Linked DNA regions of Mus musculus: regions 1, 3, 4 and 5 are each linked to region 2. A link is a loop called in an ENCODE intact Hi-C map of the cell type or tissue named here. Cell type or tissue: left cerebral cortex. All regions are shown on one strand. Links, peaks and the distances in the headings refer to the core of each region. The heading gives the core; the rest is flanking DNA. Region 1 overlaps Nsmce2 (NSE2/MMS21 homolog, SMC5-SMC6 complex SUMO ligase). Region 2 overlaps Nsmce2 (NSE2/MMS21 homolog, SMC5-SMC6 complex SUMO ligase). Region 3 has its middle 60 kb from the start of Gm38563. Region 4 holds the start of Trib1 (tribbles pseudokinase 1). Region 5 has its middle 42 kb from the start of Gm36819.

Region 1 (6,352 bases), core at 1,276-5,275, 130 kb before region 2:
GTGCTCTGTGGAGTGGATGATGACCTAACTGATGGAGGGACTGCAGGACGGAAGGGGGCCACAGTGACACTGGAATGCTCCTAAGATATCCCAAAGGAGACAGAAAGGAGCAGTAAGGTTAAGATCAGAGGAGAGACCTCATTTGACAGCATGTGGGTGGGATGGCGGCTGCAGCCATAGCAACTCCAGAAATGACCAGTCAGAGACAGTACAGAAGGGTAAATGTCAGGAAGACAATCCTGACCAACTGTACCTGCAGGGCAGCTGTAGGCGTTAAGAAGGAACCCAAGCAGAGATTACAAAGGGGGAGTGAGAACACTAAGTCATTAGATGAACCACTGCAGTGGGCATACCTTTGCTCTTGAAAACTCAGAAGGGTGAAGAAGAAATATATATTGAGCCCAGGAGTTAGACGTCAGTCTGGGCAACACACCAACAAACTCACAAACAGTGACTGGAAATATTTAAGAGATGGAGGCTTAGTTAAGACAGAACGGAAACTTGGGCGGACTGCAGCCATGGAGCACATTCTCAGAGAGATTTCACTACATGGTGGAGGCACTCAGGATACTGTGTTTACTCAAGAGTGAGGCCTCTCCTTTGAGCAGGAGGAAGAGAAGCAGCCTCAGCCACATACAGAAAGCCTCTGTTGCCCTTCCTTTTGGAAGGAGAGACTTGAGTGAACGTGTAGGCTGAGAGTGAAGGAAGCGAGCTGATGACTCAGTGAGAGGGACTGTGAGGAAAGGTCCTGGGGAAGCAGGCTTTCCTAGTTAGGGCATCTACTGAACGACGGCCTCTTGCTGGGAGAGCTGTACAAAGACATACGTGCCAAGACCTCTCACTCTCTGTGGAAGTCAGAGGCAACAGGTACATGGCAGTGTGTGCCATGGGATTCACAGCAAAACCAGAGATGCAAACTCTGTATGGTATTAATTCCAAGGTTTCTGACATGACTGGTAAAATCCTACAGATGAAGGGCATGTGTGGTGGGATTAGAGGAAGGTCACTCGACCCCTGAGGTTCTGGGATAGATAACCACCAGACAGGCAGGTTTTTCTTAGGATAAAAAGGAACTAGACTGCATCTGAATCTCAGCTTTGCTGGAAATAGATTCTTGGCTTTGAGCAATGTCTTCTGCCAACTGCTCTAGGTCTCAGTTGCTTCACCTACCAAATGGAGGGAGACTTAGTGAGGCGTGGGCCGTTCAGAGATGTGAAAGAATCTGAACACCCTGAAACAAACTGGGCAGATATTATAGACTCATACCCTACCTCCTCCCTCACTTCCCTCCTACTATTACTAATCATTAGTATGATCATTAACCTATTAGCATGACAACTTTCAGCGTGACTGGTAACTTCCTCTTGTTTTCTCAAAGTTTTGTAGCCCTGAGAAAAAGCTACAAAGTTGCATATTCACAGTGGAGTCAGTGAAATTAGTTTTCCCAGGCACTGAACAGCAGGAAACACATGCTGCAAGCAAGCACTGTCCTTGGAGGAAGTTGTTGGACAATGGGAAATGGGGACTGTGGGAAGAGACTCTGAGGAACATTCCAATGGTAAAGGACTAAAGTTGTACTTAAGACACACCTGGCATACGTGTAACCTTGGACAACTCCAGATCACCATCCAACTTCAGGCAGCTCATCTATGAATTGGGACTAGCTGGGACAATAACCTATACTCATAGGATAACAATGATTAAACACAAATTTGCATGCATATATGTACAAAGATTTTCTAGAATATTACAAGCGCTCCATAAACTACAGTTATTGAAACGTGTATGTTGTCATACACTGGGGTCATTAATTGATACCCACTGTATGCCAGACAATGCTAAAAGCTTTAAAGGCCGAATAGTACCTGAAATAAAATGTGCATCATGTTACTTAGCCTTTAAAAGAAAGGAGACACTGTCTACCCTCTTCTTTGAATTCTCAGAATATGAAACCAGTCTCAGCCAAGTATGGACACTTAGGAGCTACTGAGAAGGACAGGAAGGAAGGACAGATGTTGCCTCAGTCCCCAAAGCTCATGTGTTAGAAACACAATGCAATGTAACGGTAACAGTGTCAACAGATGGGACGTTCAACAATTTTCTAAACCAGGAGGGCCCTTTCCCCATGAGTGGATCGGCACTCTTGAGAGTAGACTGTGAGTTCAGCAGGCTGAGGGTATAGTGTAGTGGTAGAAAGCTTGCCTGACATTCATTAAGAACATGGATTTGATATCCAGTAGCACCACCCCAAAAAAACAAAAACAAAAAACCAAGAACAACAAAAACCAACCAAACAAACAAACAAAAACAATCCAACCAGCCAACAGTAGCAGCCGCAACACAACAGCAAAGCTCTTCTGAATCCCACCTTTAGATGGCACGATGTAATGTCCCTTGCCAGTTTCTAGCACCGTGACACTAGGTTCCCCAGTAGCCACAATGGTGAGAAATAAATTGCTTTATCAATTACCCAGTCACAGAGTTCTGCTACAGAAACACAAAACAGACTAAGATAGATGGTGAGAGGTGCTAACTGGGGTGCCTGGAATGTCAAATCGAAACAGGGCATCCTGGGAATACTGGTGTGATGAAGACGTCCTGCAAAAGCCCGCTGTGCCGGGTCATTAACACTTCAGTTTTGTGGAGACAAGGTCTCCTGCAGCCCAGGTTGGCCTCAGAGTCCTTCTGCAGCAGAGGAGAACCTTGAGTCTTCTGCTTCCACCTCCCAAGTCCTGGGAGTATAGGTGGTGCACTACCATGTCTGTTCTATGCCGTGCTGGGGACATTACACATGTATGGGAGCACTCTACCAAGTGAGCTACACTGTCAGCCTGACACCATTCATTCCTACCCCCGCCCCCCATCCTGGTATACTAGCTCTCTGCACCCAGAAAGTGGCAATGGACTAGTTGTGTTTTGAGTCTGCTAATAAAGACCACTCAAGGCAAACATCTGTTGCTTTCCAGAGCAAACCATAAATACTCTAGATTTAGGTTATTTGAATGGCATGTTCTTTCTGATCTAGTTCAATTGATACTTGAGTACTGCTCTGCAAGTTTATTTGTCTTACGTTCTAATTATATTTAGAACTCTTTTCACACTGCATCATTCAAACAGATGCCTGGACAGCTGTTGTGATTTTTTTCCTAGAGTTTCACTAAGATGTAGATTTCAGTAAGGTTTTTAAAAATAAACGACACAGGTGTTATCTATGAGTCAATTGGCACATTAGCTATAAAAATAAGGATGTTAGGGAAATGGGGTTTTCAGTGTTTTGACCAATCTATTTTCATTTGGTTGTATCCCCCACCCACCCCCAAATAAAAATCAACTGCTCCTGGGACTATATATCACAGTCTTGGCTATTGTTCTAATATTATCATGGAATGGAATAATTCAACAAGGCCCTTTCCAGAGACTGAAATCCCACCAACACTGATGGGGGACTGTGCAGACACTATGCAAATTCTTTCATGCCCTATAATGTTTCTTTCAGGAGGTCTAAAGACACTGAAAGCAAATTGCATAACATGTCTCGAATGTCAGAAGCGACAGAGACAGCTGAAATTCCTGAACACACACGAATGACTTCTCATGGGGTCTGAGCAGTGCTGGGCAAACATGGAAAGGTTCTACCCCATGTCTTCACTTTTGAAACAAGGTTTCACACCAAACAATACTTTGCATTTGTGAAACCTTTATGTGCATTCACATGTAATTACATTTTACCTTTGGGTTTTCTTGCCCATATTGATCTTTACAGAGATCACCAAGCAGAATCTAGAGGGCACAATTACTAACAGGCACAGCCGTGGTTGGCCTCAGGCCTTTTGTAATTACAAACAGTAGCAGGGGCAGTAGTTAATAACTGCAATGCATTTGCCACGCGTGAGGTCCTGAATATTTGATGTAATCACTGAAACGCTAGGATGCAGATATTATTACCAAGGGTGGAATATCACATACCACGAAACTGTTTCATACACAAATTATTAGAATATTGCATAAAATTATCTTTAACCCACATGTATAGGCTAATTATTGAAAACAATGTTAATACATTTTAAGTTGAAACTTGGGTCCTGTCCCTAATTTATCATATTATATACATGCAAAAATGGTGATATCTGAAGACTCCTCCAACACTGTGTGTCTGAGGCCTTTGGATAAGGACTACTTAACCTGTATGACTGTTACTCAGAGAAGCAGAAAGCAAGACCACAGAGAGGCCAAGGAATATGGTGGTGATACCACTGCTGTCACAAAGCATGCCAAGGTTTACGCCGGCACAGGCTTTCTGCTTGCTCTTTCAACAGCTCTGCTAGACTGACCTCCGACAAGCACAGCTGCGCTCATCCAAATCTCGCCGTTTCCATCCATGACTCAGGCAAAATTACTTGCAAGAAGCCAGGGCTACCCAAGAGGCTCCACACTGCTACACTCAAGGTTGCAGTACAGGTCTGTGATGCTGTGGCGTCCTGCTTCTGCACAGTGGCAGATACTTTGAAGACATGAGCTGGTTAGTACTCTTACTGCCTAAGCGCTGGGTGTCACACAGCTGGTGTACTGAAACTGTCTCTGGAAACGATCAAGTCTTCATCAGCAGAGAGTATTGACTTTCTTTGGGTTATACCTCTCTTAAAATTAAAACACAAAATCAACAATTTGAAAAGCTAAATATCAACTCTTAAATCGGAGCAATTAGCATACCATATAAGACCTACCAATCATATATAACCTGTAATTTGTAAATAGGCTTTGTTCAGTGCTTTGAAAAATGTAATCAGTAGTGAATATTTAAAAAGCAAAATACCAATTTTCATTTTCTCTAGAAAAACTATCATTGAGAGCAGTAGCCAGGGCAGGCAGGGCATCTGTTCTTCAGCACAGTGCCTACAAAGGCAGCAGACTGCTCGTGTACTCTGTGTCCTGGACTCTGTAGTGCAGAGTGTGCTGAGCCCCTCAGAGGATGACCTGGAAGTGCGCCAGAGTCCATGGAGACTCCTGTTCTCCCCTCACTACTCTGCCAGTCTCGCTGGGTCGTGCAGTGAGTGGTATTCACTCATTTTTAGTGACTGTGATGGTTAATCTTCACTGTAAACTTCACTTGATTTAGAATCACCATGGAAACACGCCTTTGAGTGTATCTATGAGGGCATTTCCAGAAAGGTTCAACTTAGAAGGGAAGACTTATCCCTGAATGTGAACAACTCCACTGCAAGTCCTGTTCATGGCTCTAGGGTGGATGACCCATCCTGCTATGCTATGCTGCCCTCTCTGCACCGTGAGGGAAACTCGCTAACTAGATCATACCCACAGACTTTAAGGAAGAAAGCAGGTTGCTGGTCAAAAGTTCTGAGTCCTTTAAGGCCATTTAATTTGTTTATGATTGTCACAAAGATTGTAGGCAGGGAGAACAGCTGAGACTGCATTCGCTGACCTATTCTGGAGATACCAGCAAGCTTCTTCCTGGGAAATGACGATGGTCTCCTGCCTGCAGCTGAGCTACTGTGAGGAAGATTATAACTGTGTCAGGCAGGGGCTGGAGGCAAGCACGCACTTGAAAAATTATTAAATTTATACATACAGTCACAAATGAACTACACCTATAATGCAATGCCCTTCACCAAATTGGATGTTCTAGTGTTTCTAATTATTTCTAACTAAAAGTGTTTCCTCAATTAGTCAACAAGTTGCTACTAAATCAAGTGCCTGAAATAAGTAATCTACATAATGTAAGGGTTTTTCCTGTCTGGGCCCCAAACAACTACTAAAAGCACAGGTGGGGGGTAAAAGTATCGCTAGAATGAGTCATCAGAACCGGTTTATACTATAACCAGCTGAACTTTAAATAGAACCTTTTTATTTTAAAATGAGCTTAGCACAACCATTTCTAAATGGTATTTTTTGTCTTAATACTGTGTACAATGAGAGGCAGTATGCAATGTTCACATTGTTAAAAAGAAAATCCTGATTGTTGGAATGGCTGCAGTCAACCCAGCTGTATTGTCTCAAATAAGCAGATGGCACAAAGGCTAATAGAGCGTTCAGTGAAAGAGCACAATAGGGCTAGCAGCTGCTGCAAACACAGGACACCTCCATGACACTAGAACAGCTCTGACAGTCCAGATCCACTTCCCGCATCTAGAAAGGCGGTTGCTGAGGAGGTACTGGGGCTTAGTTCTCTCTCCTCAGAAGCCAAAGGTTTATCAGGAACTCTTACCAAGGGTGGGAAGGGTTAGCGCTTGGCGAGCTTGCAATATCCATGTTCCTGCCTGTGCTACTAATAAGGAAGTGCTGAAAAATCACCATCACCATGTGTTAACTCAGAGCTGGGGGCGGGGGGGGGGGG
Region 2 (6,352 bases), core at 1,463-5,462:
CCCCTTCCTCTACTCTTCCCAGTTCCTCCCCACCTCCTTCCCCATATAGATCCACTTCCTTTCTGTCTCTTACTGGGGGGTGGAGGGGGGCGTGCGGGAGGGGGGGGCAGTGCTGGAGGGGGGGAACAGGCTTCTAAAGGATAACAAAACATAGCAAAATAAAATATAATAAGAAAAAACAAACACCAACTTGATTTACTTGTCGGATAAGGCAAGCCAACAAAAAAATTAAAGAGCCTCAAGAGAAGGCACAAGAAGGCCTATTCTTTTACACACTCAGGCCTCCCATAAAAGCCCTCAACTGAAAGCTATTATATATATAACGCAGAGAACTTGGTGCAGACCCATGTAGGCGCTGTGACTGCTGCTTCAGTCTCTCAGAGTTCCTATGAGCCTTGCTCAGTTGTTTTAAAGGGCCTTGTTCTCCTGGTATCCTGTGTACTGTCTCCCCCACTCCTTCAGTCTCCTCTTTGGCAGGATTTCCTGAGCTCTGAGGGGAAGGATTTGATGAAGACATCTTGTTTAAAGCTGTGTGTTCCAAGGTCTTAGAAAAAAACAATTTAAAGAATTCCAACTAAACAAAAACACTACTCATGTATGTAGTAAAGACACCTAGCAAACACTGCCAGAGCCAAGTGGTGTAGGGTAGCATGCTGAGTCCCTCACGGAATGTGATTAGGAGTTTGGCTTCTGTCATCTTCTTCTAAAAACATAAAATTGCCCTTAACTCATAAGAAAAACATTAAACTCCAACTGAGGGACATTTCACACAAAGTCAAACTTTTTTTTTTTAAGGGAAAAGAAAAAGGTTATACAACTCAAGAAGTGACTAAATGCAATGTGGCAGCCAGGACTGCATCCTGGACAATGTATTGAAAAGGGACACTGGGGCTGGAGAGATGGCTCAGAGGTTAAGAGCACCAACGGCTCTTCCAGAGGTCCTGAGTTCAAATTCCAGCAACCACATGGTGGCTCACAACCATCTGTAATGGAATCTGATGCCCTCTTCTGGTGTGTCTGAAGACAGCTGCAGTGTACTCATACAAATAAAATAAATATAAAAAAAAGAAAAAGGGCCACTGAAAAAATGTTACTAAAACAGAAGTTTAGTCTGCAATAACACACCAATGTTTTATGTAGCTTTGATAAATGTACTATGCACTAAGGTCTGAGCAAGTAAGGGCAGTGGGTAGAGACATTTGGGAACTCTCATTCCAAGTGTTTGTAAGTCTATTATTATTCCAAAATTTAAAAAGGATACTTTCTAAAAGAACAGTCTGCAAAATGGGACAAAAGAGACTGCAAAAAAAAAATCTGTTATTTAGTGTAATTTTGTTTGCATGTAAATAAGACACTGGTTAGAGAGCACCCAGTGACTTAAAACTAAGTACTCAGCAGAATACCAATGAAACACACACACATGTAGCCAGTCTCTGCCCAGGGCCGCCTTTAAAGTGAGGAGCTTAATACAGCAGAGTAGCATGTGTCTGTACTCCAGCCAGGTAGCTGAGAAAGAAGATCACTTGAGCCTACGTAGCTTTGGAGGCTAACCTGGGCAACACAGCAAGACCATAGTTCAAAGTAAACCCTAAACAACAAAGGAAATAACTGTCTCAAACCCAGAATAACCACAAAAAGGCAGTCACTTCAAGTCTTCACATGCAGGAAAAAGCAAGCTCTAAGAGATGAAGCAATCATCTAGGCTAATAGAGAATTTGCATTTTAATTCACGGATGTATTTTTGTACAAAGTCAATTCTGACCCTAAGGCTCTACAGGATCCATCTTTTCAAATGCTCAAATAATTACAGCAAAAACAAAGCAACTGACCAATATGAATATTATGTACCAGCTCTGTAAAGAGCATTTTAGATACATTCCTTAATACTTTACAGCAACTCCAAATACGGCAGGTGTTAGGGAGATGTGGATGGGTGGATGGTTAAGGACCCTACAAGACATTCACTGCTATTTTACATCATCACTACTTATAAAGGAAAATAACCTGAAAGTTAAAGTCACAATGATACTAAAGTGGGCAGCCAGTGCATGATTCTGTAGTTCTGAAAGCCCAACATTACCCCATCCAGACAACCAAAGGATTATGTTCCCTCTGGGGACAGAGGAGGACCCCTCTCTTCATCTCACCTGGCCTCTCCTGCATCTTGGACAAAGTTCATCTCCAAAGAAAAGTGCTGAAGCTTTCACCACTGGTGGTGGCAACAGCCTGGAAAGGCCTCAGCTGAAGTTAATCTTCACCCTGAAGCACTTGCAGCTCCCTGAATGTGTCAGGTTCTAGGGAGCAAGTCATTTCTCACTCATTCTGAACATCTTGGGAGCAAAGGTGCCATGTGCCCTTCTGTCCCAGTCCATCTTTACAAGGATGCTTATGTAAGAGCAAGATCTCACAAGACTAAGATGGCGTCTACTTCCAAAAACTGGACCCCTGAGCCTGAGGTTCCTTAGTTGTGACCTCAACCCTCCTGGGCTCTCCCATATCAGCTCCAGAAACCATGAGGCATGGAGACAGGAAGGTAAACCAGAACAGGCATACTATCTGAGGTATAACAACAAAAGCTGCTGTCTTTGACTTAGGGGTTTCCTACCTCTCAAGCAGCCATGAAGCTTACAGGCAGGTTTGTCAGCTTTCATATCAGGACAAATACTCATCAATCTTTTCCAGTCTGTTTCTAGTACATGAAACAGCTACTCACCTTTAACCTGCAACAGCCCATGTGAAGCCTGTCCTGAAGGCTCTCTCATCTACAATTCCCACCAACTCCAGGGTTCCACATGGTTGCTGGGAAAAGGTTTTCATCACAGCACCTTTAGAGAACTAGTCATCAAATGAGTCCCAGCTCAAAACTCATACTCAGCACACATGAATAGGACTGCTTCAAGCTTGATGCTAAGCTCTATCAGGGGAAGGCATACCACGAAAACAGCAAATCCACACAGCTGGACTCCCGCAAGATCACAACCTTGCATACTTCAATGAACACTATCAAGAAAGTAAAATGCAGCACACAATAGGAAAAATACCAGCAGATCATGTCTTATATCAGACTTTTCTCTAGAATATATAAAGAACTTAGACACTGGATTTAAAAGTGCACAGGATATGAATAGGCACTTCTCCAGAGATTTCTCTAAGAGCCCAAAAGCATATGACATCATTACATAAATGCCAACTGAAACCATGCTGAGATACTAACGTGAGAATGGATGCTGAGCAGCACAATTAATAGTTACATTTGCTGCTGTGCTACACACAGCACCATGTGACCAAAAGCTTATCTGGGCTCTGGTCCCAGAGGATTTGAATCCATCTCGGCTGGGAGGCATGACATCAGGGAGCCACCTGCAAGCATGGTGCCAAGAAGGTGAGAGCTCACATTGCAAGAGAGAAGTAGAGAAAGCAAACTGGAAGCAGGGATAGGCTATAAAATCTGGAAGCCCTGAGACATCCATCCTCCAGCAAGACTGCACCTCCTAAACCTCTCCAAACAGCACCACCTACTGGGGACCAAGTAATGCAAATACCTGAGCCTAGTGAGGGCATTCCTCGTTCAAAGCACAAGCATCCAAGAATAATTTAGTAATATTAACAACCCAGGGTCCACCAACTGGTAGATCTACAAAATGTGGTATAGCTACATACTACATAATGGAGTATTATTAAACTATAAAAATAAATGAAGTGCTAACTGATTAAATGCTGATGGATCTAACAACACAGATGAACCTTGCTTGAAAACAAGAACACTCCAACCACAAAAAACCACATTTTATATAAAATTCACTTCTATATGAAATGTCTGAAACAGGTAACTCCACAGCTATAGAGCCATAGTAGATCAGTGGCTCCTGGAGAGACTGGCGTGCAATGCTAAAGGACGCAGGGTCTGCTTCCTTTCTTTTCCCTTCCTCACTTCCTTTCTTGTTGGTCTCCTCTCCTCTCATCACTATACAGCCCAGGCTGTCCTTGAACTCACAATACTCCTGCCTCAGTCTCTTGAGTAATGAAATTATAAGTATATAATATCACACCTTGCCAGGGGTTGTGGTTTTGAAATGATTGTGGTAACGGTTATGTGTATCCATGAATATAATTTTAAAAACCCCACTACATTATACATTTTACATGGGTAGATAATAAAATGGACAAATTACAAAAACGAAAAGGCTAATGGACTGTTAGATGGCTGGAGGAAAGACTAAAGGAAAAATAGACTGATATGGTGGTTTGAGTAGGAATGGCCCCATACGAAAAGATCTTTACCAGTCCTAATTCACATAGGGGGCTAATATCCAATATATATAAAGAACCCAAGAAGTTGGACTCCAGAAAACCAAATAACCCTTATTAAAAATGGGGTACAGAGCTAAACAAAGAATTCTCAACTGAGGAATACTGAATGGCTAGGAAGCACCTAAAAAAATGTTCAACATCCTTAATCATCAGGGAAATGCAAATCAAAACAACCCTGAGATTCCACCTTATACCAGTCAGAATGGCTAAGATCAAAAACTCAGTTGACAGCAGATGCTGGCGAGCTGGGATTGCAAGCTGGTACAACCACTCTGGAAATCAGTTTGGTGGTTCCTTAGAAAATTGGACATAGTTCTACCAGAAGATCCAGAGATACCACTCCTGGGTATATACCCAGAAGATGCCCCAACTTGTAATAAAGACACATGCTCCACTATGTTCAATGCAGCCTTATTTATAATAGCAAGAAGCTGTCTCCTGATATAGCTGTCTCCTGAGAGACTCTGCCATGCCTGACTAATATAGAAGTGGATGCACACAGTTATCCATTAGATGGAGCACAGGGTCCCCAATGAAGGATCTAGAGAAAGTACTAAAGGAGCTGTAGGGGTTTGCAGCCCCCTTGGAGGAACAACAATATGAACTAACCAGTAACCCCAGAACTCCCTGGGACTAAACCACCAACCAAAGAAAACACACAGAGAGACTCATGGCTCTAACTGCATATGTAGCAGAGGATGGCCTAGTCGGTCATCAATGGAAGAAGAGGCCCTTGGTCCTGTGAAGGTTCTATGCCCCAGTATAGGGGAATGCCTATGCCAGGAAGCAGGAGTGGGTGGGTTGGGGAGCAGGGGAACAGGGGAGAGGAAAGGGGATTTTTGGAGAGGAAATTAGGAAAGGGGATAACATTTGAAATGTAAATAAAGAAAATATCTAATAAAAAAATAATAATAAAGAATGGCCCCATACATGCATGTGTTTGAATGCATGGCCTATAGGGAGTGGCATTATTAGGAGGTGTGGCCTTGAAGTAGGTGTGGTCTTGAAGAAGTTGTGTTGCTGGGGGTGGGGCTGAGGTCTTAGAGGCTCAAGCTAGGTCTAATAGATCAATACACTTCCTGCTGCTTGCAAATCTGGATGTAGAACTCTCAACTCTTTCTCCAGCACCATGTCCGCTGCACACTGCCATTTTTCCTGCCATGACAGTAATGGACTAAGCTTCTAAAACTGGAAGCCAGTCCCAACTAAATGTCTTCCTTCATAAGAGTTGCCATGGTCCGGTGTCTCTTCACAGCAATAAAACCCTAATTAAGACAATTAAGCTTATGGAAAATTCCATTAAAACAAATTTTAAACAAACACTCTGCCCATAAAATTTCTTCAAAAAAGAATCTACATACCATATTTATAAATTTATTATTTACTAACTTAACTGTTTATACAAAGGCAATTAGGATTAATAAAGAGCAAGCTGATATATACACACATACATGTGTGTGAATTTGTTATACATACATTCAATTCAGCACAACAGAAGCTAATGGAATATGAACGTACTCTGTGGCTTCAGGCAAGCCACTTTACCCCTCTGACTTTAGCTATCTCTTCCATCAATGTCAGGTTATTTTCATCAAACTGTTAAGAGAGAATAAGTCTGGAATAAGGTCTAAAAGCAGTGGAATTACTTTATATTACTAGAATAGCCCTTGCCAGATAGAGAGTAAACAAATAAGAGTGAAACTACAGACATGTAGCAGGTTTTTGCAAAATAAAGCATTAACACACATAAGCTTCAGTATAAATATACCTGAATCTAAATTAACTTCAAAAGTAAGATTTGTCAGTAATCTATGGCATGGCAGCAGCTATAATGCTCTTTGTAAAAAATAATTTCTACTAGAAATTAACCGACCAGTAAATCATACATATGAACATGGAAAAATCATTTCTTTGTAAAAACAACTGTGGGGGGTGGAGGGAGGATTGCACATGTGGATGTCAGAGGACAACTTGTTGGAACCAGTTCCCTCCTTCCACAATGGGGTTTCCAGAGATAAACTCAGGTGTCCGGCTTCATGGC
Region 3 (6,352 bases), core at 1,415-5,414, 1.7 Mb before region 2:
TATGGCAGGGATACATGGACGGAATTACATACAAAGATGCCATTGGTTGTATAACTCAGTAGCTCAGAAGCCATCTCTCTACCCTCTTATCACACCCTCACCATGAATACAGCTGTTTGCCACTTCAGCCTTCGCCTTGGCCATCAAGTCTGTTCTGATCACTAACATCTGAGTAGAAACAAGCTTCCAAAAAGATATGTGGGGGTGGAGAGATGGCTCAACTGGTACGAGCACTGGCTCCTCTTCCAGAGGTCCTGAGTTCAATTCCCAGCAACCACATGGTGGCTCACAACCATCTTTAATGGGATCTGATGCCCTCTTCTGGTGTGTCTGAAGATAGTGACCGTGTTCTCATATACATAAAATAAATAAATCTTAGAAAGAGATATGGGTCTTAGGAGACATAATAAATAATAATATTTGTCAGTTCAATTCAGGTGTGGTGGTTATTTGCTTGTGATGAAAAGGCAAAATGAAGGAGGCATTATGTGTGAATTAGCAAGCAATTGGGAGCCAACCAGATGTCCACCAGTAGGGAGTTCATAGAATAAACACTGCATGCATGGGCTCCAGGCTTGAAGCCCCTTTAATAGCAAAGACAAATATCACTTACTGTGATTGATTTAAAGTGATCATCACCAACCATTTCCTTTGAGAATCATCAAATGTTGATATACACACAGATTTGAGTTTTGCATAATATCATTAACATTAACCATGGTGTGCTTTGTCTGCATCACCTCCAACCAATGAGAGTGAGTTCAGACCTGGATTCTTATTGAGAAGAGAACCATGAGTGACTCTAATCTAAGGATCTCAGACTTGTTTTCACTGGGAAGGGTTCTTCATATCTTAAAAGCCAGCACTTGTGAATGACAGAAACTGTTGCTGATGTTGCATGCTTGCTGATGCTGACTCTACAGCTTTCTGTAGTTGCTGTTAACAGCAGGAGGTCAAGGCAGGGCAGATGAGGGCTCAGAGCAGCACTTATTCATGCTCTGATATCTGCTTCATTGTTTCCTCACAGTGACCCACGATCTACACAGCCTCTGGAAAACTCACATTTCCTGTGTCATCAGAGTTAAAGAAACCTACAGGAAGAGTTGCTTTTAATAGGATGGAACAAATGTGAAATTTGATACTTGTAAGGTATTGATTGGCTTTTCCTTCTCTGACTTCTGTATCTTTTTAATGAAAACATGGAAATTCGAGTATAACCAGAATTTGTGAAATTTCCTAGTAATAATTCAAAATTTTATTAATATTTTAAAATAACCTTATATTACAAGTTATTTAATTCTCATTGAAATGTCACAAAATTAAAACCAAAAAATTTTGAAAGTGTATTGACATTTTTACAAGAGACTGCTATCATCTGTGAAAGGAACATAGGTCATGTTGCATAAAAAGGTTCTCTTTACCTTGTCTAATCTTGGTGTGTACTTTGTATTTGATTTGCAATTACATATTCTTTTTTCCAGTAAAAATGATTACAGGTCCCATGATGGTCCTGTGACTTGACATATGTCCTAGTTTCATTTCTGTTGCTTTGATGAGACCCTAGGAAAGAAAGGAACTTAGGAAAGAAAGGGTTTATTTTTAGGTCACAATTCCAGGTTATAATTTACAACAGCAGGAGAGTCAACAGGGCAGAAACCTTCTCTAGTTTTTTCATAGTTTGTGGACCAAACCTAGGGAATGAGGCCACTCAAACTGGGATGAACCTTCTCACATCAGTTAATTTAATCAAGATGATCTCCCCCAAAAGATGTGCCTATAGGCCAACTTGATCTAGGCAATCCTTCACAGAGACTCTCTTCCCAGATGATTCTAGATTGCATCAAGTTGACAGTTAAAAGTGATCATCTTCTCTCTCTCTCTCTCTCTCTCTCTCTCTCTCTCTCTCTCCCTCCCTCCCTCCCTCCCTCCCTCTCCCTCCCCCTCCCCCTCCCTCCCTCTCCCTCCCCCTCCCTCCCTCTCCCTCTCCTCCCCCTCCCTCTCCCTCTCCTTCTCCCTCTCCCTCTCCCTCTCTCCCTCTTCCCTTTCCCTCTCTCCCTCCTCCCTTTCCCTCTCTCCCTCCTCCCTTTCCCTCTCTCCCTCCTCCCTTTCCCTCTCTCCCTCCTCCCTTTCCCTCTCTCCCTCCTCCCTCCTCCCTCTCTCCCTCCTCCCTCCTCCCTCTCCCCTCACCCCTCTCCCCTCTCAACTCTCTCCTCTCCCTCTCTTTCTCTCTGTGTGTTGGTTGTGGGATGTTTGCTTTTCTATCTCATTATCAAACACAGCCAAGTGTTTTGGTATGGATTATGAATTGGATGTCAGATATATCGTGTATGAATGGAAGTCACCAAAGTTGAAAATAGAGTAAAAAATAATAATAACCCCTACACTACAAACTGCATCAATTAGAATGCGTATACTTACTATTAGCAAGACACTAATCTAACATCTATAAGTAGTAAATATTCAGAGCCATTTCGACCACAGAAACTCTCTGCAGTATCCTTTATTCTCATGAAATTGAAAATGTCATGCTGAATTAAAGGTAGTAGGAATAAAGAAGTCAGAATCTTAAGCTAAATACTGTCTGTAGGTACCACCTACCTAGTGATGGAAATTTAAAAAGAGAACCAAAAGTATCAAGTTACTTCCACATAGTGGAACTGGGTAAGTGACATTTTAGAATATATATAGGCAAGTGCATCAATATTTTTTCTTATCTGTTCAGGCTATCATAAAACAGAAGGCTTATAATCATGGAGACATATCTGAGATAGTTTTAGAGGCTGGAAGGTCAAATACAAAGTTTCTCTCTGGTTCAGTGATAAGAGACTACTTCCTGACACCACCCAGTAATAGTACTTTGTTAACATGCCTGAAAAGGGGGACAAGGTGTGTGTGTGTGTGTGTGTGTGTGTGTGTGTGATACCTTATGTGTAAGGACACCGATAGCTTACAGGAGGGCTCCAACTACTACAAGTCTCCCATCTGGTATTAGGTTTCAATGTGCTCATTTGGGGATAGAGGATAAAATTTACAATGTTTGATATCTAATTAAAAAAAAATTACCAGACTTTCAAAATGCAGCAAATTGAAAACCATAAAAAATATATATAAATGCCAATTAATCAAAACTGACCCTGAGCTGATGAAGTTTGTTTCCATTGACTTGAATTACTCTTACTTGAGCTGTGGCTCATAACTGTGCCTTCATGTTCTCTCATTTTACCTATTAGAGATGTCTTCTTTTGAATTCACAAACAACAATTTCTTGTGAAACCTACCAAAAATTTTCCAGATAGATGAAGTAGCAGAAGAGTTTTTTCAGGACACTTCTTTTTGCCATTTTGTCTGGAAGTCTTCATTCATGTCTATGCTCTATAAATAATTCATTCTTTGAAACTCTTGAAGGACAAAAATTTATCATGAACCTTTAGGAAACTAAAGCCTCCCATCTCTCTGGTATGGTCAAAGATAACCAACAAGAGGAAGCTGTGAGAAATGTGTGTTAAGAAAAACCACTAGATGGAGCAATGTTTTCATATTTAGTAAGCATTGCAAGACAGGGAGGGAATCCTGTGGGCACACAGCAGGATACATGGGCTCTCCTCCTTGTCTTTCCCCCTGCCTCCCTTACTGAAGATCTTGTGAAAAGCACTGTGTTGAAGACAACTTTGCTTTCCTTCACATGAAACACAGCCTTTGTAGCTTTTTAATGTTTATTTTTTTCCCACATTAACTCTATGATAGTGTCTGAGTATTTTCGAAAGCAGACTTTATGATGAATTCTGGTGCTTGCTTTCATCTTTCTTTTTTTTAATTAATTTATTTATTGAGTTTATCCTCCAGTATTAGCCCACCTCTGCTCCCCATCCATACTCCCCCCTCCACAGCTCTTCCTTCCGTTCCCCCTCCACTTCTTCTTTGAGAAAGGAGACCCCCAACACTGGGTATTAACCCCCCCCACACACACACACACACATCAGTCATTGTAAGACTAGGTGTATTCTCTCTCACTGAAGCCAGACAAAGTTAGGATAATGGAATCCACAGATAATAAATTCAGGGACTCCACGGGAAGAACAACAGAGTCCACTAACTTGGGCCCTTGGGAGTTCAAAAGAAGGAACCAACCAAAAAGTGAGTATGGACTGAACCTAACTCCCTCCCCTGCCCATATGTAGCAGATGTGCAGCTTGATCTTCATGTGGGTTCCCAACAACTAGAGCAGGGGCTATCTCTGAAACTGTTGTCTATGTGCCTGTGGATCATATTCCCCTAACATGGCCAACTTGTCTGGCTTCAGTAGCAGAGAATGTGCTTAGTACTGCAAAGACTTTATGTGCTGGGAAGGGGGAAAAGGAGAGGTGTGGTGTGTGAGGGCACGAGGAGGGAGGGATGATGGGGTACTGGGAGGAGAGCGGGTCAGACATTGGGATATAAAGTGAATAAATAAATTCACTTTATAAAAGACAAAAAAGAAAGAAAAAGAAAAGAAAGGGCTCCTCCAGAAAGCATGACCTAAAGGTATACTTGAAAAATAGTAGCCATCAGCCAAATATGAGGAAGAAATTAATGAAACTTTAATACAGGTTATGACCATTCATATAAAACAAATCTGGTGCTTAGCACACTCCAGTTTCAGATATTTTTTAACCACATCCACAATAAGAAATATATATTTTGTGGTATTTACAAATGTATCATATACACACATAACTGAAGCAAGACTTACCTGATAGACCTGAGCAGGGTGTACCCCTTAAGAACAGTACTTGCGAAGCAGAGGCAAGAAGACCCTGAGTTCTCTCTTTGATTTTAAAAGTATTGGTTGCACCTCGTACCAGAGAAAAAATATAGAGAGTAAAAATTATAGAAACAAAAATAGATTATAGTAAAATACCATGAACAACTGAAGACAAATTTCTTTTTTAAAAAAATATTTTTATTAGGTATTTTCCTCATTTACATTTCCAATATTATTCCAAAAGTCCCCCATACCCTCCCCCCACTCCTCTAGCCACCCACTCCCACTTTTTGGACCTGGCATTCCCCTATACTGGGACATTTAAAGTTTGCAAGTCCAATGGCCTCTCTTTCCAATGATGGCCAACTAGGCCATCTTTTGATACATATGCAGCTAGACACAAGAGCTCCGGGGTACTGGTTAGTTCATAATGTTGTTCCACCTATAGGGTTGCAGATCCCTTTAGCTCCTTGGCTACTTTCTCTAGCTCCTTCATTGGGGGCCCTGTGATCCATCCAATAGCTGACTGTGAGCATCCACTTCTATGATTGCTAGGCCCCGGCGTAGTCTCACAAGAGAGAGCTATATCAGGGTCCTTTCAGCAAAATCTTGCTAGTGTATGCAATGGTATCAGCGTTTAGAAGCTGATTATGAGATGGATCCCTGGATATGGCAGTCTTTAGATGGTCCATCCTTTCGTCTCAATTCCAAACTTTGTCTCTGTAACTCCTTCCATGGGTGTTTTATTCCCAATTCTAAGAAGGGGCAAAGTGTCCACACTTTGGTCTTTGTTCTTCTTGAGTTTCATACGTTTCGCAAATTGTATCTTATATCTTCGGTATCCTAAGTTTCTGGGCTAATATCCACTTATCAGTGAGTACATATTGTGTGAGTTCCTTTGTGATTGGGTTACCTCACTCAGGATGATGCCCTCTAGGTCCATCCATTTGCCTAGGAATTTCATAAATTCATTCTTTTTAATAGCTGAGTAGTACTCCATTGTGTAAATATACCACATTTTCTGTATCCATTCCTCTGTTGAGGGGCATCTGGGTTCTTTCCAGCTTTTGGCTATTATAAATAAGGCTGCTATGAACATAGTGGAGCATGTGTCCTTCTTACCAGTTGGAACATCTTCTGGATATATGCCCAGAAGAGGTATTGCGAGATCCTCTGGTAGTACTCTGTCCAATTTTCTGAGAAACTGACAGACTGATTTCCAGAGTGGTTGTACAAACTTGCAATCTCACCAACAATGGAGGAGTGTTCCTCTTTCTCCACATCCTCGCCAGCATCTGCTGTCACCTGAATTTTTGATCTTAGCCATTCTGACTGGTGAAGACAAATTTCTAAAGCTAACTCAAGAAGAAATAGATAATCCAAATAGACATATAAACAACTAAATCAGTAGTTTTAACAAAAAAGACAAATTAACACCAGTAAAATAAAAAAATAATAATAAAAAAGCTATCCACAAATCAAACTTCATTCCTAAGTGCCTTGGTAAATCCTGCCAAATCTTTATACAAAATTTAAAATTAATACATTGCAGATGCTTGGTAAAAATATAGTAATAGTGAACACTTCAAAGCTTACTCTAAGAAGTTATTT
Region 4 (6,352 bases), core at 1,477-5,476, 250 kb before region 2:
TGCATGCATCTCCTGCGAACCCAGGAGGCTCAGCAGAGCACAGTCAAAGAATGTGGTGACTTTGCAGCCTCCACGGGAAGCTGAGGCAGCAAACACGCAGAGCTGTCATTAGTCAGAAGGAACTGATGACTTGGAAGGAGAGACTGACAAAGCGGCCTTATGCAGCCTGCCTATGGCTGAGACTCAGGTGGAAGCAGCCTGTAGTTACCTTCTTACAGGAGAGGATAGGCACCTCTATAGGTCTTCTCTTTTTTCCTGTTTGTTTCCTCGACCCCCATCCACCCTGGTTGGCCCCCCTCCCCAGAACGGGTAGCAAATCCTCTAAGAAGCTGGCTGGTCTCTTTAAGGGCCTTTTGTTCAGCCCGGTTACTCATATCCTAGACGCAACTGGAAATGGTGACACACGGGCTGTCACCATCTGGATTCGGCTATTATCTGCTCAGAGGAACTGGAAGGGGTTGCACAATGACCCAGACCAACCCCACCTCTGAGGTGGCTGCTCTAGTACCAACTTGGGAAAAAAATATATATCTGCTGCCTTCTCCTCCCGCCCCATCCGTTTCTCTCCCAAAACTGTTCTCATCCACCAAGAAGAAAGAGTTTCTCTCTGTGCTTGACCACGCATCAGAGATTTCACGAGAGTGGACAGTAGGTGGCAGCAGCAAACGGAGAGGTGGGGCGCTCACGTTGGGGGGGGGGGGGGGCGGAGGGGGGCTTTCAGGTGAGTTGTTGGAAACCCAGATGCCACTTTTAACTGCAGGAGAATGAAAGGAGTCAGTGGGGCTCTCAATGGCCCAGAGATGGGGTGTCCGGCTCACGAAGAGCACACTGCGAAGCAGTCCTGGGCTACGCGCTCTCCCAGACCGGCCATCCTGTATCTAGTTGTACTCCTGTTAATGTTGCAATGAAAATCGCCGGCTCAAACTAAAGCAAGTGGAAGCGAGCCTCTGGAAGTTTTCCAATACTCCGATGCTGGCCAGAAGCCTTCCCACGCTTAAGACCACCCCATCCCAACACTTCCTGGGGTGGGCTGTATGCTGGTCCCAACAGGAGTTCAAGCCCAGAAACCCCTAGGTAAAAAGAAGCCCGACTTGGTCTATACAGAACCCATGCCGCGAGCCTCGCGCAAAGAGCTTGCCAGTTGCTCCAAGTCCCGAGGAGGCACACACTGCAGGGCGTCCTTCCAGGACAGGGGGAGGAGGGGGATGAGAGCAGGGCAATGGCATGGCCCTGGAACCCATTGCAATTCCAAACTTAAATGGAACGCCACGCGCTAGCAATACAGAGCGCCAAAGAAAAGAACAGAGATAAAAGAACTGAACCCTGCACTTCCTCTAGACCGCCTAACCCTCACCAAAAAACACTCCACAGGAAAGCACTCAACCTCCAAAAACACGAAGCTGACCAAAATACCCTCCTTATCCAACTAAACGCCCTTATCTGCTCTGCCAAACCCAAGCGCTGGCGGGACTGTGATCCCGGTGGGCCGGAACCTAGGCACTTCTGTGGACGATCCAGACCCGCAACCTCCGCCCCAGGATGCTTACCTTGCAGCGCAGCTCGCGGCCGGTGTGGATGCACAGTGCCCGGGACACATGCTCGCGCTCAGCTAGGGGTAGCAGCAGGTAGTCGGCGATTCGGCTGGGCCCGGGTGAGCTCACACAGCTGCCGCCGGTCCCCTGCGTGGAGGGCGGAGGCTGAGGGCTGCAGGGCGAGCCAGGGGGACTGAGGTAGTCGGGGGGACTCGAGCACTCAGAGAGGCGCGGACACTTGGCCGCCACTGCCCCCGCGTCGTCCGTGTCCAGCAGGCGTTTGGCCGGGGTTCCCCGGGCAGCCGGAAACAGTAGACCCGGACCGCGGGGCTGCGAGGCGCCGCTCAGGGCAAAACGCACGGGACCGACCCGCATCGCGGCCCTGGCCGGAGCGGCCCCGGCTTTGTAAATCCCTGGATCTGCGCTGTGACTTCTTCCAGTCGGCGGGATGGAGTTTGCAGATAGAGCTTGGATCGGTCCCCAAGAGGAGCCGTTCCAGGACGCTGGCGTTGTCCACCAGAACCACGTTGGCCACGCGTCCAAGGGTGGGAGGCCGGCTAAGGTCTCCAGACCCCCACAGGCACCAGGTCTGGGCGCCTCGTTGGCGGTGGCCGCCGCTATTGTTGCCGAGGCTGTGGATAGTCCGGGACGTGGAGACGGCCCGAGTTCCCGGGTGTTGAGCCTCGAGGACAGGATTCCACAGGCTCCTCGGCTTCTCCGAGCAAACGCACTTCCCAAAGCAATTAGTCTGGCGTAAAAGCCGGTACAACTTTTCCGCGCCGCTCGGAATCCTGCGCGCTCCTGGGCTCCAGGCGTGTGAGCGAGCGAGACGCGCTCCAGGAGAGAGAGAGAGAGTGACCGACTATGAGTGTGTGTGCCGCACTGATCCCGGCCAGTGCACTCCTTCTCCTTTTCCTCCACCTCCTCCGCCTCCCGGTGACTCACGCTGTATACACACACACACTCACAGCCCGGGCTGTGTAAACAGTTGGGAAGCCGGGTTGTGCAATGAGGTGGCTGCGACGACTCCGGCCCCGTCGCCCGGCTTGCAGTCACCGGAGCGGAGGGAGGAGACTAGGGGGGAGGGGAGGTGGAGTTGGAGGCTGGAACTGTAAGGGGTGGCTGGAGGCCTGGGGATGCTCCTGACCGCGCGCGCCGAGGCGCAGGTGGGAACGTCCTGGGACGCCTTGGGCGCGCGCACACGCCCCCCGGGTTGGGCTGGGCAGCAGGCTGCGCGCGCCCCACCGCAGGCCCGCGGGCCCGTAGCCCAGGGAGGGGGCGGAGGCAAAGCTCCCGTGACGTCAGGTTCCCGGGGAAGTGGGCGGGAGGGGCGGGGCAGCAGGGGCGAAACGACCGCTGATTGGTGCGCGCGCATCATTCACACAACACAATGGAGCACCGAGCTCCCGGCGGCCGCGCGCGCACCTCCTGGCTGCGCACCGGCAGCTGGCTGAGACCCAGTGGTCACGCCTTTATCCTAGTGGGTCCCCCCCTCCCCGCCGTTCTGCACTTTGGGGAGCTCCCGGTGGAGCTGTGGGCGCCGTCGAGTCGCGGCTGCAGCCGGAGGAAGGGGCGAGAGGAAAGGTGATGAATTCCATTATCAGTCATTCACCCCCACGCGGTAGTTCCGGGGAAGACCTGTGCGTGGTAGTGAATGTGGCTTTTTTTTTCTTCCCCTCTTTTCCTGCCCCCTCCCAACTCTAATCCCCAGCGTCTGTTCGCTTCCACAAATAGAACCTTCTGTTGGATGAAATAAAAGCAAACACTGGGCCTTCTGCTCTGCCTCCACCTCCACGCCCCTCCCGCGCCTGCCGCCCGCCCGGATTGCACGGAAATAGCCTCTCCAAGCTCCTGGGCCGCCCCTTCGCGGTGACTCGCCGAAAGAGCTTCCTGAGCTCCGGCCGGTGGGAAACAAAGGATGTGGGGAACTGGCGGAAGGGGCCCACGTGGCTGGCGCCAGATTCCTGTCCCCTCCCGCCTGCAATGCGCGCCCGAGGGTCTAGGGCGCCAGTGCGGCCAGGAGTATTGGATACTGGGGTACGGGTCATTCTATTCACTGCCAGGGATACCATCTGCACGCGGACAAGGTCGCATGTATACTTTCATATAGTTTGAGTTGTGTGCTCTTGAAACTGGCTGACCTTGCTCCCTGGAAACAGCTTGCAGTCACATTTTGTGTTGCTGGGTTTTGTTTGGTCCCCCCCCCCCCCACTTCTTTCGCAAACCAGGTCAGTTTGGAGTCTCTGGATCCTCACTTAGCATAGATGCCTATTATCAAAATCCTTTCTTGCAATTATGCTGAATAATTAATTTTCTAAAACCAGGTCAAACCCAAGAATAAATCCTTTTCATCATTAATTCTCCAGTCATTCAACAAACGCTAATTAAGCATCTCCAAGGGTTAGTTAGGCGCTGGGGATTAGGAGACTTAAATTGAGACAGTAATGATAATTGGCATCAGTTGTGGCCCAGGGGCGTGCGGGCTCCTTACTCTGATTATTTTGCATACGTTATGAACTTTAGTTTTACACTCACTTCATAGGGTTACATTTTGCTCCATTTGATTAAAAAAAAACAAAAAACGGAAGCCTAAAACCTTTAGCTTCCTTGCTGTGATTCAAAGGCGACGGGAAGCAGTCCATAGTCCGTAGGGGAAGCTTCTCCGGCACTCTTGTAGACTCAGAGGAGACCACAACTTGCAAAGAAAGGAACTGTTAGGGAGGCCTCCATAGGGTTATGCGAACTGCCCAGAGGAAATCCGTGTACGGAACAGCAGCTTGGCTAGGAGAGGGAGCTGAATCTTGACAGGTTATCGGGACTAAGTATGTTTAGGAAGTTGCACTAGACCCTGAGGTTTTTTGTCCTACCTGATAAGATTCTCTCCTGAAGGAATCTTAGGATGTACTGAGCTGCCCGCTGGGCCTGTTACTGGACAATGAACCCAACCAATACTGTGATGAGTTATCTTAACCTGAATGCTGTATGTACCTCCTCCCCCTTTGTTAGCCTCTTCTGGGAGATACATCACCACAAACCACCGTTGCCATGACACCTCAGCTAAACATGTGCCCCGTCCTCCTCTGCTCAGCTCCCTGGGATGGCCTTCACAAACTCACTGAGTTTTGGGGTTTTTGGTTTGGTTTGAGTTGGGTTTTTTTTTTTTTTTTTTTTTTTTTTTTTGCCCAGTATGACCAGTGGGAGGCTCTGGAAGACCATGAGCAGGTGGGAGGCAGAGGAGAGTTACCAGGAGACATCTTTCTCCCTGCTTGGGCATTCAGCTATAGCAACCTCTCTGTGTGATGATTTCCTGGACAGCCACGCTTCTCTTTGAGACTAGATTTTTCTCCCTGATTGCTGCAAAGGAATAGCACCGCTGTGACTGAAAAGAGCAAGGAGGTGGTGGAAAGATAAAGCCCTGTCCTCTTGCAGGGACCTGTACCCCCTCTGCATTCCCAGTTCCAAGCTCTCAGCTGGAGGCAACGGAAGCCTTCTTAGATTGCCTTAGATGAGCCTAGCTAGTCCTTCTGCCCTTTCCAACTCCTTTCCTGCCATCCTTTGCTGAGTACCACATCCTCCATTCCAGTTTCTCATTTCCAACAGAGTGTGCCTGCTGGGGATCCTAGTCTACCACATCTTCTCTGCATGGCCTGGCTCACTCCAACAATTCTGGCCTCCTGGGATCAGGTGATACCATCTTGTCCTCCGGTCCTAGGGTGAGAGCAACTTCCTGATGTTAAAATCCGAGTCACCCTCAGGACTGTTTTTTGTTCTTTGATTTCTGCTCTTCCAATACCTTTGGAACTAGTTCCCCACAAGGAAATTCTTCTTGGTAAACTTGCTGACCTGAATTCCGTTTCCTCGTTTCCTCGTCTAGCTCCTTCCCCAACAACACGCCCACCCACGCCCCTCACGCCCCACCCCCAACTCAGTGCAAGACTGGATTCCTGCAGAGAGCTTCTGAACCATGAAACCATCCTTTCAGCCACTAGCAAATACCTACTGTGTGTCAGGGTACCTACTAAGTGCTGTGGATAAAGTAAAGGTGCCCCCCTCAGTTCCTTTTTGGCACAACACTAGAGGAACCCTTGAACCGTGAACCTGAGGGCATCAGGCTCTGGCCTAACACTGAAGGACTCACGGAGGAAATCCACATCCTGTATCCGTTCAGGTCTCACTTCCCTTTCAAGACTCATCTTTTTCATCTCCTGGTCTCTGTCCTACTCATGCCAGTTCCTGGCAGGGCCCCAAACACACCTGCCAATTCACACCTCTGCACAGTTGCCCAAAATATTCCCTCCCACTAGAATCTTTCTTCTTCCTCTGCCAAGCTAATGAGCTCTTACTCATCCTGCAGAACACCTTCTGTGTTTTCCCAGCACCTGCAGTCAGGTGTAAATTGCATCCAGCTGCAAGGACGTCCCATCTCCTGGGACTCTTTCCACTGGACTGCATTTCCAGGAAAGAAGGGTCTGACCATACTCACTCTAGCCCCAAGCTCAGGGTCAATCACAAAAGAGGGGTTCAGCAAGTCCCTGTGGGATGAGGGTCACCCGCAGGGACTGCTGGCGATAAGGGACTGTTGGAAAAAACAACATTTGGGCAGAGTCAGGACTGGTAACTCCATGACACATTTCAGAGTTAAACACAGAATCCTGCCTAGGTGATAGGCTGTAGATAGCCTAGGAAAGCAGGAAGTTAAGCTTTGAAGGAATGTGTGCAGGAGTGGGCGTATGGCCACTGGCAGAGCCTGCCATTCACAAGGACAAGGGAGTGAAGAAGTTGTCTTGATCTTGGTCCTGGAGATTTCTTTGCTGCCAAGT
Region 5 (6,352 bases), core at 1,147-5,146, 470 kb before region 2:
AGCAAACCACATGGTGGCTCACAACCATCTGTAATAGGATTTGATGCCTTCTTCTGGTGTGTCTGAAGACAGCAATAGTGTGAGTACATAACATACATAAAATAAATAAATATTTTTTTTAAAAAAAGTAATTTCTCGACCGTGGAATGCTAAAGTTTCATGACCCAAATCATCTTGAGCTAACTTTAGTTCCTTATTTAGCACCCATTGCTCACCTCTGTCTAATTTAATGATCTATGGCTATCCTATGAAACCCTTTGGGATAAAGTAACAGACTACTAGCTTCCCTCATTTATCAAGTAACACTGAAAATCTGTAGCAGAGATTTTTTTTCCATAGATGACTATATAAAATTCACCATCTGGATGTTTTGACCAATGCTCTTGAAGAGTGACATGATTTATAGTTACCTTTGGTTCTGCAACCATTAAACCTTCATGAAACTGTTACTGCCTTAGAATATGGTGTCTGGGGCAACCTGAATCTGCATTCCTGGACCATGGCCACTCATACTTGGCTCCAGAATAAACTCTTATTGTCTTTGAGGTGAGTCCTATGTGTTAGGTTAACAGTGTTGATGATGGCTCAATTCCATTTCCCCCACCCCTTTTCCATACTGGGAACAAGATCTCTCAGAATAAATACTACACTTCCCAGATGTTTTTGTAGGTGGGTGTGGTCACATGACTAAGTTCCACCAATGGAATGTAAACAAAATGGCAAGTGGTGGATTCCAGGAAATTCTAGGGACCTTCTTAGAAATGGTTGGCTGAGCTCTGAGTCCATCCCTTACACTCCTGGCTGTGGTTTGAAGGTAGACATGACTATTGAAACTCCGTGTGGGCCGTGAAAGACAGCGGCTAAAGTCCAGACAGTGAAGTGCAGAGCTAGAGTAGCCCAGGTCTCTGAGAACTTCATGTGATGACATCCTGGACAGAATTACCTGTCTAGATGTGGTAGCACATGCCTTTAACCCCAGCCCTTTAAGGGTCAGAAGCAAACGATCTCTTTAAGTTCAAGGTCTGTCTGGTCTACATACTAAATTCCAGGATAGTCTGGACTACAAAGCATGATCCTGTTTCAGAAAACAAAACAAAATGAAAAAAAAATTACTTGTGTCTGTTACATGAGTAAAGCATATATATTTAAGCTGTCTCCTTGTATTTCTCATCATTTAGCACCAAACCTAATTCTAACTGACACTGTTTGCTGCCATTGCTAATATTATGCAAGAACGGCCTTCCCTGCAACGATGCTATGCAAGAGTACAGGATGGCTGGCTGTGAGAATCGACGCCAATCTCAACCCTCGGGAGAGCCGAGGATCCTTTTATCCAGTGGATTCCCAGTACCAGCAACATAGTGGACATGAGATCCATGTGCACAGGCAAATTCACTATATAAACTAACCATAACCTTAATAATTCATACAATGCTTACTTCAAAGCACCTACCAGATCCCAACAGTTCAGTCTATGTGGAAGGTGAGACATGGTAGCTACCTTCAAGTTTCACAGATAGAAGACAGAGATGGCTAACCCACAGAGCCTGTGCTACCACAGGAAACTTTGGTGCTCTATGGGGGCAAAATAATGCTTAGGGATAAGGAGTTCCGGGAGAAGCAGGGACAGTTTCTTAGAGTAGATATTTGAGCATGGTCTTAGGCTAACGGGACATCCATTAAGGAAAGGATGGGAGCACATCACAGAGAGGCAACAGAGGGCAGAGGCAAGCAGAAGCCACCCTACCATAGAACACAGGACAACACGTGGGTTCGGGGGAAGCCCAGGTGACCCCTGTGGCCTTCCTGGGGTTTCACTTGTCCAGTGACTCAAAGGCTGATGTGGAAAAGCTGTGGGCTCTGGGGTGGTTTCTAACTAGGACAGCTTCTGCATTTCAGGTCGCTGGTAACGGGTGAGGAGACAGACGGGAACTGGCGATAGAAAGTGAGAAAATATCAAAGGTCTCCTGCAGCAAGGAGAGAAGGCGATGGTTCTGGCAAATGAGATGTGTCACTGATTCCACATGTGGAGGTGACACAAGAGCAGGCATGCTGCTTCTTTATTTGCTCCTCAGTGAGGACACTCTAAGGATGCAGGACCTTTGACCTATGGCTACAAGAACCCTAATGGGGCAACTGAATTCACCACGGAAACTTTTCCTCTTTTCTCTACATCAGGACTGGTCTTGATGTCTCAACAAGGTTTTCAGCGCCCCGCTCGGCTCCGCTCCCGCCCACCCAACTCCACTCTACCCCACTAGCCCCACCCCCACCCCACCCCCGATCCAGCGCTTTTCCCAACTGCCCTACAGGTCGGCTTTCTCCCAATCAAGGACACAGCCCATATCTTTTTTTATTTGTTCCCCCAAAGCCAGGAGCCTGGCTGGAACTTTTCAAAATAATCTAGGTTATTTAAAGGATGGTGAGGGTTCTGGGCGGGGACTTCAGTCATCTAAATTTAGCCTAGAAAATGCCCACAGTGGTACATGATGATTAAACACATTGTGCAAAAATAAAAGAAGAAGATCTGGCAAGGCAAGAGTGACATATCAAAAATCTAAGTACTTAAAAGATGCAGTCGCTCGATGTGTGCTTTCTCCACCACACCAGAGATCACTAGTGTGAACACCATAGGCCATCTGGGCCAGAATGGCTGAGAGGACCTTAAAACACCTCCCTCACAGCTGTGGTTATGATTGGTACAACACCGTGTGAAGAAAGAAAGCGTCTTGTGGCCATCGCACTAGCACAAGCTCTGACACGTTAAGAGCAATGGCACCTTCAACAAGTCACATAGGCTCTCTGGACCTCAGTTTCCTCATCTGAAAACTTGGCCTCCCTGTTTTAGTGCACACCCATATGATGAGGTGATTAAGGTTGTGGGGCGTCAACAAAGGCACCTAGAAAGTGCAAACGTCTCCATCCTTAGATGATTTGTTCCCCCCCCCCCAAAAAAATCACACAGAAAGGTGAAGGGCATCTGTCAGCGTCACTGAAGGAAAAGTTCTGAATTCTGAAAAATTTAGATCAGTAGTTCTCAACCTATGGGTGGCAAGCCCTGTGGGGACCGAACATCCCTTTCACAGGGGTCGCACACCAGATATCCTGCACATTACAAGTCATAACAGTAGAAAATTACAGCTACAAAGTAGCGACACAAATAATGTTGTGGTTGGGATCAGCACAACATGAGGAGCTGAATTGACGGTCACAGCACTAGGAAGGGTGAGAACCACTGCTCTAGATGGACAGAAGGCAGTCAAATGAGTCTCCTGAGTTTCTATGCTGGGTTTTTACATCACTGTTGCTCCTCAGAAACCATCACCAAGAGCTGCTGTTAGAACTGTCAACTGCTGGGAGTCTGACATCAAGGATGCTCGGGTGACTGAGGAGATGAATAACTTGATCTTGCTCAAGCAGCTAAGCTCCGGGAAGGGAACTATGGTTGCTTATAATGGCCACCAGGGGGAGACAAATAGGGCTACGCGGGGGGAAAAAAGAGTTCTTAACTGCGGTGGTCCGCACTATCCACACGTTTTCTCTCAAGTTATTTCCTTTCTTATAAATGTCTGCCTCTAGCCCTTTACCAATTGTCAGATTCTCAGATGCCTTCTCAGTGTAAGCAGCGCAACCCCCAAGGATGAGAGAGCTAAGAGCACAAACACTGCACTGCTGACCTGAGATTAGCTTTGGCTGGTACCGGCTAACTACCTCCCCTGATTTCCACCCTGTTTGCCAGCACGCCCCTCCAGTCTATGACTTCCAGTTAGACTTCCAAGCGTACAATCTCCCTCTACTGCTTGCACAATGGCAGAAGCTTCTAGACGCTCCCCAAGCCTGTTTCCTCTTTTCCCCAAGCACGCGAGACCACATCTCTGGATCTCCCTTGCAGTTAGTTCAGTAGGATGCTGACCGATGGGTGCTGTCACAGCCTCTGACCTATTGCCACACTCTCTCTTCCCCTTCCACGATGACTTCAACAGCTCCTTAGTTAACGACGTTCACAAAATGGAAGGGTCCTCAAGTCGCTGTTTGTTGAGAAGACACGCTCCCCATAACAACACGATTCGCATCAAAGCTTAAGTAACTGTTCAGCCACCGAGAATGAAGGGATGTTAGCAACGGAATGTAGAGTTTACCACTTAGTCTCACCAGCCATAGCCCCTGGCTTACCCAATTCTCATCATGTGACAAGCACTGCTACTAACACAGCTATTACTGGTACAGTCGCTGTTCAATGGTATTTTAGTAATAGTGTTACCTGGTAAAGACCCAAGGACCACTCACCCGGCATGACCAAAATTTGAATTGGGAGTCTGTATTGAGCAGGCTGGGGACGGCCTGAAGAGAAACGCTTCCCAAAAGGCAGCCCTGAAAGCGCATTGCAGGGAGCTTTCAAAATTAAAGAACACAGAAAAACTATATCCTGGTTTGCCAGCAGGGAAGCAAGTTTAACAAGCAGTTTACCAAGAGTCAAGAGCATGCCGTTAGCTAGGGCATTTCAACCCCGAGTTTCTAAAACAAGGTTGGGTGCTTTCCCACGGGACTTCTAATAGCAGGGGGTGAGGGAGCCAAAGATGGCTTCAGCTGGGACAAGATGGAGAAGCTTTCTCACCTTCACAATAGAACGACATTATAAAGGCATCAATAATTAGTTCTTGACCCTGTGAAGCACCTACCTTGTTAATCCATTGGGATCCATGGATTTTCCAGGGTCATTTCTGTGAATACTCAAGTCTTTTTATTTTTATTAATTATTCTATTTGTCTGCATTTCAAATGATATCCCACTTCCCAGCTACCCCTCCACAAATGCCCCTCCCACATCCACCCTCTCCTGCCTCTCCTTTGCCTCTATGAGGGTGCTCCTCACCTACTCTTGCCCGACCACTCCAGCATTCCCCTATGCTGGAACATCAAACTTCCACAGGCCCAAGGGCCTCCCCGCCCATTGATGTCAGACAAGGCCATCCTCTGTTACATATGTATCTGGAGTCATGGATCCCTCCCTGTACACTCCTTGGCTGGTGGTCTAGTCCCTGGGATTACTGGGTGGTCCAGCCAGCCAACACTCTTCTTCCTATGGGGTTGCAATCCCTCTCCACCCCTCCAGTCCTTCCACCAGCAAACTCACTGGGACAGCTCAGTGGTTGGCTCAGTCTGATGGTTGGTTCCAAGCATCCACTTCTGCATTGGCCAGTTCTTGGCTGAACCTCCCAGGGAACAGCCACACCAGGCTCCTGTCAAACAAGTGCCTCTTGGCACCAGCAACAGTGTCTTGAGCTTGGTGTCTGCAGACAGGATGGATCCCCTCATGGGGTAGTCCCCAGATGGCCCTTTCTTCAGTGTCTGTTCCATTTTTGGCTTTTTGGTTTTTTGGGTTTTTTTGGTTTTTTGGTTTGGTTTGGGTTGGGTTGGGGTTTTTTTGTTTGTTTGTTTGGTTTGTTTTGTTTGTTTTGTTTTTTTGTTTTGTTTTGGTTTTTTTTGGCCCTGTCTTTCCTTTGGACAGGAACATTTCTGGGTTAAAAACTTTGAGATGGGTGGGTGGCCCCGTCCCTTGACTGGGTGTCATGCCTATCCACTGGAGATGTCCTCTACAGGTTCCATCTCCCCTTCACTGAACGAATTTTGGCTAAATGCTAAGTCTTTATATAATGATAATACATTTGCATATGACCTGTGCACATTCTCCTGTGACCCTTAAGTCACTTCTGGATTGTTCATCACACCTAACTCACTGTCACAATGACACTTTCACAGTTTTGAAAAAATTGACATTCATTACAGATGCAATTTTTCCTGGATTTTTTTTGTTTGTTTGTACTATCTGAGCATTTTGAATTCACAGAAGCCATGGATTCAGAGGGCTGCCTGTAGTGGTGGACTCCGGGGATACAGCGAGACCACTCAAGAGGATCACGTGTCTGATTTGTGTGACAGTCTGCACACACCAGATGTTGAATACAAAGAATGGTGACATTGTTGGAATGCATAGATGGTTGTAAAGAAGATGGTCCCATGATAGACAGAAACCTGATTCCAAATCCCAGCTTCTCCGCCCAATGTGAGACTGAGGTACACCCTGTGTTTCCTTGATCTGACCTCTCCTCCTCTGATAATTGCTGGAATTAATAGGTTTTATCAATTTCACCAAATCCTGAAATCCTCACTAAGACCTCGTATCTGTAAGGAGAATCTAGACTGTTGTAAACACCAGCTTTGAAGGACACAGCTAAAGCAATGCATATGCCCAGGTCTGACTCTGGCACCAGCACAGACCTAGTCATTCATCTATGAGATAGAACTATTCACAGCTGCCTCAGCATGTTCACAGGCACACACAGGGGTCCTAA

Evidence for each region. Hi-C counts contacts between places; a loop is a spot of excess contacts. Peaks named below come from ENCODE experiments on the same cell type or tissue, not always from the same donor. Only the 100,000 strongest peaks of a DNase experiment are listed, where the experiment ranks them.
Region 1: it touches region 2 in a loop (2.5-fold over the local background); 12 of 42 quality-filtered maps call a loop at or near these places.
Region 3: it touches region 2 in a loop (6-fold over the local background); 6 of 42 quality-filtered maps call a loop at or near these places.
Region 4: a loop joins it to region 2, with 8 times the contacts of the local background. A loop is called at or near these places in 32 of 42 quality-filtered maps.
Region 5: it touches region 2 in a loop (5-fold over the local background); 31 of 42 quality-filtered maps call a loop at or near these places.

The regions. Positions count from the first base shown.
Region 1 is chr15:59,525,837-59,532,188 of GRCm38, reverse strand. The region is part of intron 4 of Nsmce2 (NSE2/MMS21 homolog, SMC5-SMC6 complex SUMO ligase); the gene reads right to left. Among named protein-coding and RNA genes, the nearest start is that of Gm36677, 89 kb to the left of the region's middle. In left cerebral cortex, for the core only: no CTCF peak of the experiment used is centred there; DNase peaks (open chromatin) are centred at 3,112 and 4,411; H3K27ac peaks cover 1,135 bases.
Region 2 is chr15:59,394,552-59,400,903 of GRCm38, reverse strand. The region is part of intron 2 of Nsmce2 (NSE2/MMS21 homolog, SMC5-SMC6 complex SUMO ligase); the gene reads right to left. Among named protein-coding and RNA genes, the nearest start is that of Nsmce2, 24 kb to the right of the region's middle. In left cerebral cortex, for the core only: a CTCF peak has its summit at 3,516 (motif pointing left); DNase peaks (open chromatin) are centred at 2,970 and 3,465; H3K27ac peaks cover 296 bases.
Region 3 is chr15:61,093,793-61,100,144 of GRCm38, reverse strand. No RefSeq gene overlaps it. Among named protein-coding and RNA genes, the nearest start is that of Gm38563, 60 kb to the left of the region's middle. In left cerebral cortex, for the core only: a CTCF peak has its summit at 3,504 (motif pointing right); a DNase peak (open chromatin) is centred at 3,544.
Region 4 is chr15:59,644,718-59,651,069 of GRCm38, reverse strand. It overlaps Trib1 (tribbles pseudokinase 1), which reads right to left and starts at 2,416. Exons shown (of 3, transcript NM_144549.4): 1 at 1,548-2,416. The coding sequence starts at 1,907. In left cerebral cortex, for the core only: CTCF peaks have their summits at 3,112 and 4,757; DNase peaks (open chromatin) are centred at 3,240, 4,020, 4,234, 4,914 and 3 more places; H3K4me3 peaks cover 2,242 bases; H3K27ac peaks cover 3,648 bases.
Region 5 is chr15:59,862,401-59,868,752 of GRCm38, reverse strand. No RefSeq gene overlaps it. Among named protein-coding and RNA genes, the nearest start is that of Gm36819, 42 kb to the right of the region's middle. In left cerebral cortex, for the core only: a CTCF peak has its summit at 3,455 (motif pointing right); DNase peaks (open chromatin) are centred at 2,560, 2,610 and 3,528.